Regions from separate parts of the Homo sapiens genome. Here region 2 is linked to region 1. The links are chromatin contacts, found by Hi-C or POLR2A ChIA-PET in ENCODE. All regions are on one chromosome and are shown on one strand. Each heading gives the region's core, a stretch centred on a gene start or an enhancer-like site at or near the end of the contact. The rest is flanking DNA. Distances are from core to core; before and after follow the strand shown.

Region 1 (5,072 bases), core at 878-3,377:
CCAACCTGGGCAACAACAGTGAAACTCCACCTCAAGAAAAAAAAAAAAAAAATTAGCCAGGCGTGCTGGCACACACCTGTGGTTCCTGTTACTCGGGAGGCTGAGACGGGAGAATCACTTGAATCCAAGAGGTGGAGGTTGCAGTGAGCTGGGATCATGCCCCTGCACTCCAGCCTGGGCAACAGAGCGAGACCCTGTCTCAATCAATCAATACACAACAGCGAAAACTAATATACTGTGACAGGAATTAAAACCAAGGCCAGGTGTGGTGGCTCATGCCTGTAATCTCAGATCTTTGGGAGGCCGAGGTGGGAGGACTGCCTGAGGACAAGAGTTTTCAGACCAGCTTGGGCAGCATGGTGAGACCTTGTTCCTATTTTTTAAAAAAAGAGAAGAAATTAAAACTATGGTGAGATTCCACCATACACCTACCAGAATACCTAAATAATGATAAATCTGACAATACTAAGTGCTGGTGGGAATGCAAGGCAACTGGAACTCTCATAAAAATGGTAGAGAATAGAGAACTACATACACATAAAACATTAAAAAACGTGTAAATCTGAGTAAGTCCCATGTACAGTACCAATGTCAATTACCTGGCTTCTATGCTAACTGTAGCTATGCAAGATGTTAACACTGAGGGATACTGGGTGATCTCCCTATACATCTCTTTCTTTTAAAAAAAAAAAAAAAAAAAAAGATAGGCCAAGAGCAGTGGCTGACGTCGTAATCCCAGCACTTTGGGAGGCCGAGACGGGCAGATCACCTTAAGTCAGAAGTTTAAGACCAGCCTGGCCAACATGGTGAAACCCGTCTCTACTAAAAATACAAAAAAATTAGCTGGGCGTGGTGGCGCACACCTGTAATCCCAAATAACTCGGGAGGCTGAGAAAGAAGAATCACTTGAACCCGGGAGGCGGAGGTCCACTGCGCTCCAGCATGGGTGACAGACCGAGGCTCTGTCTCAAAAACAAATAGAGATGAGGTCTTGCTATGTTGTCCAGGCTAGTCTAGAAATCCAGGGCTAAAGCCATCTTCCCCCTTCAGCCTCTCTAGTAGCTGAGACTACAGGTTAGAACCACCAACCCAGACTTCTCCCTGTACATTTCAATAATTATTTCAAAACTTAAAAATCTGAAAGAAAGCAAACTGCTTGATAGTGGCAGAAAGCAAGCATGAGGGGATTCTGGGGCTTGCTGGGGGTGTTGGCTACCTGGGTGTATGTTCAGTTTGTGAAAATTCACGGAGCGCCTAAGCTATGCACCCTCTTCTGAATGTGTTACCCAGTACTCCAATAAAAGGCTTTTGGCCCTGGAGAGGTGGCTCACGCCTGTAATCCCAGCACTTTGGGAGGCCAAGGCGGGCGGAGCACCTGAGGTCGGGAGTTCGAGACCAGCCTGACCAACATGGAGAAACCCCGTCTCTACTATAAGTACAAAATTAGCCGGGCGTGGTGGCGCATGCCTGCAACCCCAGCTACTCAGGAGGCTGAGGCGGAAAATCGCTTGAACCCGGGAGGCGGGGGTTGCGGTGAGCCCAGATCGCGCCACTGCACTCCAGCCTGGTCAACATGAGCTAAATTACGTCTCAAAAAAAAAATAAATAAATAAAACAGCCGAGCTGGAGGTGTGTGCCTGTAATCCCAGCTACTCAGGAGGCTGAGGCGGGAGGCTCGCTTGAGCCCGGAAGGTGGAGGCTGCAGTGAGCCGAGATCGCGTCACTGCACTCCAGCCTGGGCGACACAGCACGACTCTTTTAAAAACAGGTTTTGTTGAGTGCCGCATTGATCCGGTCCCTCCCACGCCCCCTGTGCTTCACAAAAACGTCAGGTCCGAGCTCCGGCGCGGCGGTCTCCTCCTCCGCGGGTCCGGGCCGGAACTCGGCAGAAGGACGAGCAGCTCCTTGGGGCCGGCAGTCTCCCATCGCACTGAGATTGACACGGCAATGTTTCGGATACTCTGGGTAAAAATTAAATGTCTTACGAAAAGTCCTGTCACCCGTTTCTTGATTACTTTTTACGGCGGCTTCCAGAACCTTTCGTCAGCGCGAGCTCCATGCCCGGAGGCCGCCGTCACCTGCTCTCCGGGAAGGCCCTGGGCAGGCAGGCAGCGCGCTGAAGGAGTCCGGGAGCAGATCGTGCGAGAGAGCGCGCGGGCGCCAGGCGCGGGGGCGGGGCCAGACGTGCGTGCTGGCGGGAGCGCGCGCGCCATGGCCTGAGGCGTCTGGGAACATGCGCGGCGAGGGGACGGGCGGGGCGAGTCCGGGAAGGGGCGGGGCCGCAGCCGCGCCCCTGACTTCCACCGCCTGCGGGTGAGACCGCCTACCATCGCCCGGCGCGCTTGAGCATGCAAGGGGAGGTGGGATTCCCCTGGCCCGCCCCCAAGCCACGCCTCTGGCCTATGAGAACTGAGCTGTCCCGCAGGGACCGAGAGAGGAGCCTCCGCTTTCGCAGGGGCTGGGCGTTCCGGGCGCACTGCGCCCTCTGTTGATCCTCTTAGGAGCTGCGTGGGGACCGTCGGGCCTGCCGTTTCGCACCTGGCCGAAAGGGGTCGCTGTGCCGGGCCAGATCCTATGTAAATTTAGCTGGATAATCTCAGCAAGAGAAAATTGGCTGCAGTGCAAAGAAGCCAGGCTCAAAAGGCAGGGTTATCCCATTTCTATGACATGTCACAGGTAAGACTATGGCAACATAGATCAGTGGCTCCTAGGGGCTGGGTTGACCACCAAGAGGCATGGGGGGCATTGGAAATGAAGGAACTAATTCATATCTTTTTTATTTTGCTTTGGTTTTATTTATTATTTATCTATTTATTTATTTTTGAGACAGTTTCGCTCTTGTTGCCCAGGCTGGAGTGCAATGGCGCGATCTCGGCCCACCGCAACCTCCGCCGCCTGGGTTCAAGCGATTCTCGTGTCTTAGCCTCCCGAGTAGCTGGGATTACAGGCATGCGCCACCACGCCCGGTTAATTTTGTATTTTTAGTAGAGACAAGGTTTCTCCATGTTGGTCAGGCTGCTGTCGAACTCCCGACTTCAGGTGATCCGCCCACCTTGGCCTCCCAAAGTGCTGGAATTACAGGCGTGAGCCACCGTACCCGGCCTGTTTTATTTTTTCTTTAAATCATATCTTGATCATAGTGGTGGGTAGGAAACTATGCATTTGCGTGTAGGAAACACGCAAAACCAAAAATCAGAAAGTGTGACTTCTACTAAATGTAACTACTTTCATTTTTAAAAATTATTTATTTATTTATTTATTTTTTAAGATGGAGTGTCGCCCTGTCACCCAGGCTGGAGTGCAGTGGCACAATCTCAGCTCACTGCAACCTCCACCTCCCCGGTGCAAGTGATTCTCCTGCCTCAGCCTCACCAGTAGCTGGGACCACAGTTACTGGCATTCGCCACCATGCCAGGCTAATTTTTGTATTTTTAGTAGAGACGGGGTTCCACCATGTTGGCCAGGCTGGTCTCAAACTCCTGACCTCAAGTGATCCGCCCACCTCGGCCTCTCAAACTGCTGGGATTACAGGCGTGAACCACTACTGTGCCCAGCCTAATTTTTGTATTTTAGTAGAGTTGGGGTTTCACCATGTTGGCCAGGCTGGTCTTGAACTCCTGACCTCATGTGATCCACCCGCCTCGGCCTCCCAAAGTGCTGGGATTACAGGTGTGAGCCACCACGCCCAGCCAACTACTTTAATTTTTTAAAAAAGATATTAAAACCAGAAAGCAGGTGGTTGCTGGAGACTGGGAGGAGGGGGAAGGAGTGACTGCTTCATGGAGTCATTTTGGAGTGACGGACATGTTTTGGAACCAGGTAGGCTGTGTAACACTGTGAATGTATGAAGTGCCATTGAATTGTTCACTGTAAAATTCCAAGAAAACCTGCAGACTCCTGCCTTTCTGTGAAGAGTTCGTGTCCACTGTCATCGTGGGGTGAGCTGTGATTCTGCCTTCTGCTCTGGCCTCAGTCCCCAAGCACCCAGCACTGTGAGCATGAGGCATAGGAGGGGACCACGGTGTAAATCGATCTCTGGTCACGGAAGAGTGAAGGATTTAAAGGACCATGGCCTAGCCTGGGCAACATGGCAAAACCCTGCCTCTACAATAAAATATAAAAAAGTCAGCCGGGCCCAGGCCAGGCACGGTGGCTCACACCTGTAATCCCAGGACTTTGGGAGGCCAAGGTGGGTGGATCACCTGAGGTCAGGAGTTCAAGACCAGCCTGGCCAACATGGTGAAACCCCATCTCTACTAACAATACAAAAATTAGCTGGGCATGATGGTGGGTGCCTGTAGTCCCAGCTACTCAGGAGGTTGAGGCAGGAGAATCGCTTGAACCTGTGAGGCAGAGGTTCCAGTGAGCCAAGATCGTGCCATTGCATTCCAGCCTGGGTGACACAGCAAGACTCCATCTCAAAAAAAAAAAAAAAAAAAAAAATTAGCCAGGCTTTGTGGTACAGGCCTGTAGTCCTAGCTACTAGGGAGGCTGAGGTGGGAGGATCACTTGAGACCAGGAGGTCAAGGATGCAGTGAACTGTGATCAAAACACTGCACTGCAGCCTGGGCGACAGAGCAGGACCCCATCTCACACCAAAAAATAATAATAAAAATTTAAAAATAGCCAGGCATGGTGGCTCATCCCTTTAATCCCAGAACTTTGGGAGGCCGAGGTAGGCGGATCACTTGAGGTCAGGAGTTCAAGACCAGCCTGGTCAACATGGTGAAACCCTGTCTCTACTAAAAATACAAAAATTAGCTGGGCATGGTGGTGCACTCCCGTAGTCCCAGCTACTTGAGAGGCTGAGGCAAGAAGATTGCTTGAACCCAGGAGATAGAGGATGCAGTGAGCCGAGATCACGCCACTGCACTCCAGACTGGGAGACAGAGACTCTGTCTCGAAATAAAGGACCATGCCAATCCCCAATAGGATGCAATGTCCTTGTGCCGTTATTATCGCCAATTTTTAGAAGAAGAAATTGAGGCTCAGAGGAAGCGGTTTGTCAGAGGGGGAACTGACCTCTGGCAGACCAATTCCAGGATCTTAGCACTTAAACACCACACCACGGG
Region 2 (5,072 bases), core at 1-2,500, 510 kb after region 1:
GGATCTCTTCCTGTTCCAGGTCCTGCTCCAAGGTTGGCAGGGGCTGGAGGCCAGGGACAGTGGCCATTGCTTCCGGTGGGCCTTGTTCCTTTTCAGGCCTTAGAGTTGAACCTGTCTCTCTCTATACCTCTGGCCAGACACAGGAAGAGAGTTTTTTTCAGGGCCCTGTGGAGAGACGATAAAACCATCTGAAGGGCAGCCCTGGGGCTGGATAAGCCCTTTGGCCTGGGAAGCCCCTGCCCTGGTTCCAAGGCCAGCTCACCCCACCATGGAAAAGGAAAAGGAAGTGGATGAATGTCATCTTTGTTATTAACCCCCTGTTAATTCCCGGGTAATTTACTGAAGGGCTCTGGGCTTTGCTTCCTCACTGGGCAAACAGAGATGATAACAGGACCTACACACACAGGTTGCTGACAGAACTAAAAGGGATGGCTGGGGGCAGTAGCTGACGCCTGTAATCCCCGCACTTTGGGAGGCAGAGGAGGGCAGATCACGTGAGTTCAGGAGTTGACCACCTGGTCAACGTGGTGGAACCCTGTCTCTACAAAAAATACAAAAATTAGCCCGACATGGTGGTAGCACATCTGTAATCCCAGCAACTCGGGAGGCTGAGACAGGAGAATCGCTTGAACCCGGGAGATGGAGGTTGCAGTGAACTGAGATAGCGCCACTGCACTCCAGCCTGGGCGACAGAGAGAGACTCAAACAAAAACAATCTAAAAGGGATGTTTGCGGTCAGAGCTCGAGAATCGTTATTTTCCATGATTAGAGTGGGTCCTATATGGAAGGGGTTCCTTTGGAAATCTGATGAAAAGTAGGGCCTTTCTGCAGACTCTGCCTCAACTTGATCCCCGGTGTCCAGGTCTGGCGAACCCTGAAGCCCCTACGCGGCCCCGTCAGGCACCCCCGCGTGGGTGGTCACGACAGCCCCCCAATTCCAGGGTCCTGGGAGAGCTGGGACCCCCAGGCCGGGCTGCTTTCCCGTCTCATCCCTCAGGTGGAGGGTGAGCGGTACCCGAGGCCGCGGCACAGACCCGGGTGCTGGCGCGGGCCGCGAAATCGAAGCTTCGGCCGGGACCCGCGTCCCCGCGCCCCCCGCACTCACTGGAAGCGCTGCCGGCCGTGGGCAGTTCGGGGCAGGACCGGAGCGGCGGGTCTCGGCGGGAGTAGGACTGCGGGCCTCAGGCTTGGCAGCCAGGGACGCCAGAGCCGGGGCCGAAGACCCTAAACCAGGGGTGCAAACCAGGCCGTGCGGGTGGGCCCGCAGGCGGCATTGTGGGTAACGTAGCCGTGGCACCATTGGCTAAGCCGGCCGTTGGGGGCGTGGCAACACGGCCGAGTGGGCGGGTCCGCGACGTGCACTGTGGTTAATGTGGTCCTCAAAGGCACGCATTGTGGGTAACGTAGTCCAGCACCTCGGTGACCGCGCGAGCGTGCGGCGACTCTGCAGCCTCTGGGCTACTTTCCCAGTCACTGTTCCACACCCGCTCCGCTCTCCTCTGGCCGCCTCCTCCATCTTTAAAGCCAGCAAAGTCGTCCGGGCACGGTGGCTCACACCTGTAATCCTAGCACTTTGGGAGGCCGACGCGGGCGGATCACCTGAGGTCGGGAGTTCGAGACCAGCCTGACTAACGTGGAGAAACCTGGGCGTGGTGGTTCATGCCTGTAATCCTAGCTACTCAGGAGGCTAAGGCGCAGGTTGCAGTGAGCCGACATCCTGCCATTGTCCTCCAGCCTGGGCAACAAGAGCGAAACTCCATCTCAAAAAATAAATAAATAAATAATAAATAAATAAAATAAATAAAGGCAGAAGTTGTTCAAGATAAAACTGGAAGAGATGCCAAGTGCTTGCGCCCACCCTCCCCCAAGAGGGCCCCCAACAACGTCCAACCCCAAATATCCCTTGTCCTGCCTGCTTCTTTCTGACAACATAATAATGGGCATCAATCTTTGTTGTTGTTGTTAGAGATGAAGTCCCACCATGGTGCCTAGGCTGGTCTCAAACTCCTGGGCCCAAGCAATCTTCCCGCCTCAGCTTCCCAAAGTGTCAGGATTACAGGTGTGCCCAGCCAGGTATCAATTCTTGTATGTATGTATTTATTTATTTAGAGACAGGGTCTCACTCTGTCGCCCAGGCTAGAGTGCAGTGGCTCGACCTTGGCTCACAGCAACCTCCGCCGCCCGGTTTTAAGCAATTCTCCTACCTAACCTCCCGAATAGTTGGGATTACAGGCACGAACCACCAGGTCCGGCTAATTTTTGTATTTTTAGTAGAGATGGGGTTTCCCCATGTTGCCCAGGCTGGTCTCCAACGGCCTCAAGCAATCCACCCACGTCAGCCTCCCAAAGTGCTGAGATTACAGGAGTAAGCCACCGCTCCCGGTCGCATCAATTCTTGAGCATCAAGCAAGCAAAACACATTTGTACTTCGTTTCTTCCTCATTTAGTAATAGAGGTACTATAACTAGACCTACCGGTTCAACAAAACAAAACAAAACCCTGAAGCTCTGAGAGTTTTAAGTATTGAACCCCCCAGAGAAGGTCAAACAGGAAGTACAGAAATGGGATTGGAACCCAAATCTTTGATTCCAGAACTTCAGCTCCTAACTACCAGGTTAACGTAGTTTGCCCCTAATCCTAACTTGGGCATCCTAAGGCCCGTCTCCTATGCTGGATTCTCGCTGCTTTTCCTCTTTGGTTGAACATGATCCGGAGTTTCCCTCTGCCTGGGGTGCCCAGGAAAGAGTCCCAGCACCGAGTTCGGGTGAGCAGCAACGCAGCATACACAGCAGGCGTACACTCAACGTACGCCCCGCCCCGCACAAGCTCCGCCCCGCATGCGCGCCCCGCCTCGCATCCCGGATCTACCCCCGGAATCTCGCGCGTCTTTCCCAAAGCATCGGCTAGGACTCAGCCCGCCGGAAACAAATTTGGGGACGCCGGATTCAGGAAGCTGGCAGGACTACATTTCCCAGAGCGCCCCGCGCCCTCCCCGGAGGCAGATTCCTGGGCGCTCTAGAGGGGGTGGGTTGGCGGCCTGGAGGGTCTCCTCAAGTGGCGGCACTGCCAGGGGCTCGGAGGAAGGGGCTGCAGTCTCCCGGTGGCAGCGTCCTTGTCGTCGAGACTGCGGGCGGTTCCCTTGCGCGCCCTGAACCTCAGTTTCCATATCTGTTAATGGGGGACATTAACCCTCAAGGTTGTAACTCATTCAAGACCATTCATCCAGGCATAATAAATGCATAAACGCTGCACGTTGAGTCCTCCCAACTGCCCCCTTAACTAGGCGCTCGGGTGATGGAGTGGTGGCAGGTGCCTGCTTTCATGGAGCTTGCCATGAGAGGCATACAGTGGACAAAATTACCATGAGAGGCATACAGTGGACAAAATTGCACGAAGAATTGTTTAATCACTTCTTTGGCAAATGTTAGCAAGCGGCGTAAAAGAGGGAACCTGATACCTTCAGGGTGGAAGTGACAGTTGAGCAGCCTAGGGTTAACCTGGGGAACCGGTGGGGAGGATTCCAGACAGCAGGAGTGAAAAGTGCAAAGGTCCTGGGGCCGGAGAGAACACGGTGCGTTTGAGGAACAGAATGGAGACCAGAGATTGGGAGATGTGGCTGGAGGGATGGGCAAGGCCTGACCATACTTGGAGACTCTGGTGAGGATTAAGGATTTTATCCTTGGAGTCAATAGAGTTTGGGGTTTTAAGTAGGATAGCATCGTGATCAGATAAGAAGCTTTGTGGAGTACAGATCTCAGAAAGACTGGAGAGGAGCAGTGAGACTAGCTGGAAGCTCCTGGAGTGGTCCAGAGTTGGGGTAACTAGTGATGGTGGTAGTCACTGACAAGGATCTGGCCAAGATTCCTGGAGCACATTCAACAGTGCTTGGTGGTTGATTAGCTTGGGGTGGAGGAGGGAGACAAGGATAACTCCTTTGTACAATGGGGATGGTAACATCACCTGCAGTAGGCACCATTATGGTAAAGAGACAGAACAGAACGTCAGACACATATAGGCTTAATATGTCCTAATTCTGTTAGTAATAAAGACTACCTCTGTGTTCAGGGCAGTGTTGTTTGTAATGGCAAAACCGAAAACAGTCTAAATGTTAGTCAACAGGAGAATGATGGATAAATCTCACGGAGGCTATGCCAAACAAAAAAAGGCAAGTGGCAATATGATACAATTTTCATAAATTTTGAAAATGCAAAACAATTCTACATATGATTTAGAGACATGTATGCGGTTCAAAGAAATGTTTGGGACTTGGATGAACACCAAATTCAGGATGGTGATGGGGCAAACGTTGAAGAGGGATGTGATGGGGGGAAGGTTCAGGGGGCAAAAACTGCAAGTTTTAATGTGCTTTTTATTTATTTTTAATTTATATATTTATATTTTTATATTTATTTATATTTTTTTATTTATTTTTACTTATTTTATTTTTTTTTGAGACAGACTCTCACTGTTGCCCAGGCTGGAGTGCAGTGGCGCAATCTGGGCTCACTGAGACCTCCGCCTCCTGAGTTCAAGCGATTCTCCTGCCTCAGCCTCCCAAGTACCTGGGATTACAGGCATGCACCACCACACCCAGCTAATTTTCGTATTTTCAGTAGAGACGGGTCTTCACCATGTTGGCCAGGCTGGTCTTGAACTCCTGATCTCAGGTGATCCACCCTCCTTGGCCTCCCAAAGTGCTGGAATTATCAGGTGTGAGCCACCGCGCCTGGCCATTAATGTGCTTTTTAAAAACAACAACAAAAGCCATTATTTTGAATTTGTATTCATGAAGTATTAAAACCTACCAAATGTTTTAATAAATAATCTTAAATAGGCCAGGTGCGGTGGCTCACGCCTGTAATCACAGCACTTTGGGAGGCCGAAGCAGGCAGATCACTTGAGGTCAGGAGTTCAAGACCAGCCTGGCCAACATGGCAAAACCCCGTCTCTATTAAAAATACAAAAAATTAGCCAGGCATAGTGGCACACACCTGTAATCCCAGCTACTAGGGAGGCTGAGGTAGAAGAACAGCTTGAACCAGGGAGGCGGAGGTTGCAGTGAGCCAAGATTG

What was found. A loop is a pair of places that touch in the nucleus more often than their neighbours do. ChIA-PET counts read pairs that join two places held with the same protein, here RNA polymerase II (POLR2A). Pooled maps may share reads with other maps.
Region 2: a map of natural killer cell shows a loop between it and region 1 (8-fold over the local background). The contact joins the promoter of ZNF500 here to the promoter of LINC01569 in region 1. A Hi-C loop is called at or near these places in 1 of 168 maps with a recorded cell type or tissue (natural killer cell) and 8 of 50 pooled maps. POLR2A ChIA-PET finds 5 or more read pairs at or near these places in 1 of 52 experiments (CD4-positive, alpha-beta T cell).

What each region holds. Positions count from the first base shown.
Region 1 is chr16:4,251,662-4,256,733 of GRCh38, forward strand. It overlaps LINC01569 (long intergenic non-protein coding RNA 1569), which reads right to left and starts at 2,128. Exons shown (of 3, transcript NR_039999.1): 1 at 1,986-2,128; 2 at 1-373. RefSeq lists enhancers at 1,010-1,632, 1,697-1,906 and a silencer at 2,137-2,396.
Region 2 is chr16:4,765,912-4,770,983 of GRCh38, forward strand. It overlaps ZNF500 (zinc finger protein 500), which reads right to left and starts at 1,251. Exons shown (of 6, transcript NM_021646.4): 1 at 1,106-1,251; 2 at 1-165. The coding sequence starts at 67. RefSeq lists a silencer at 998-1,297 and an enhancer at 2,490-2,569.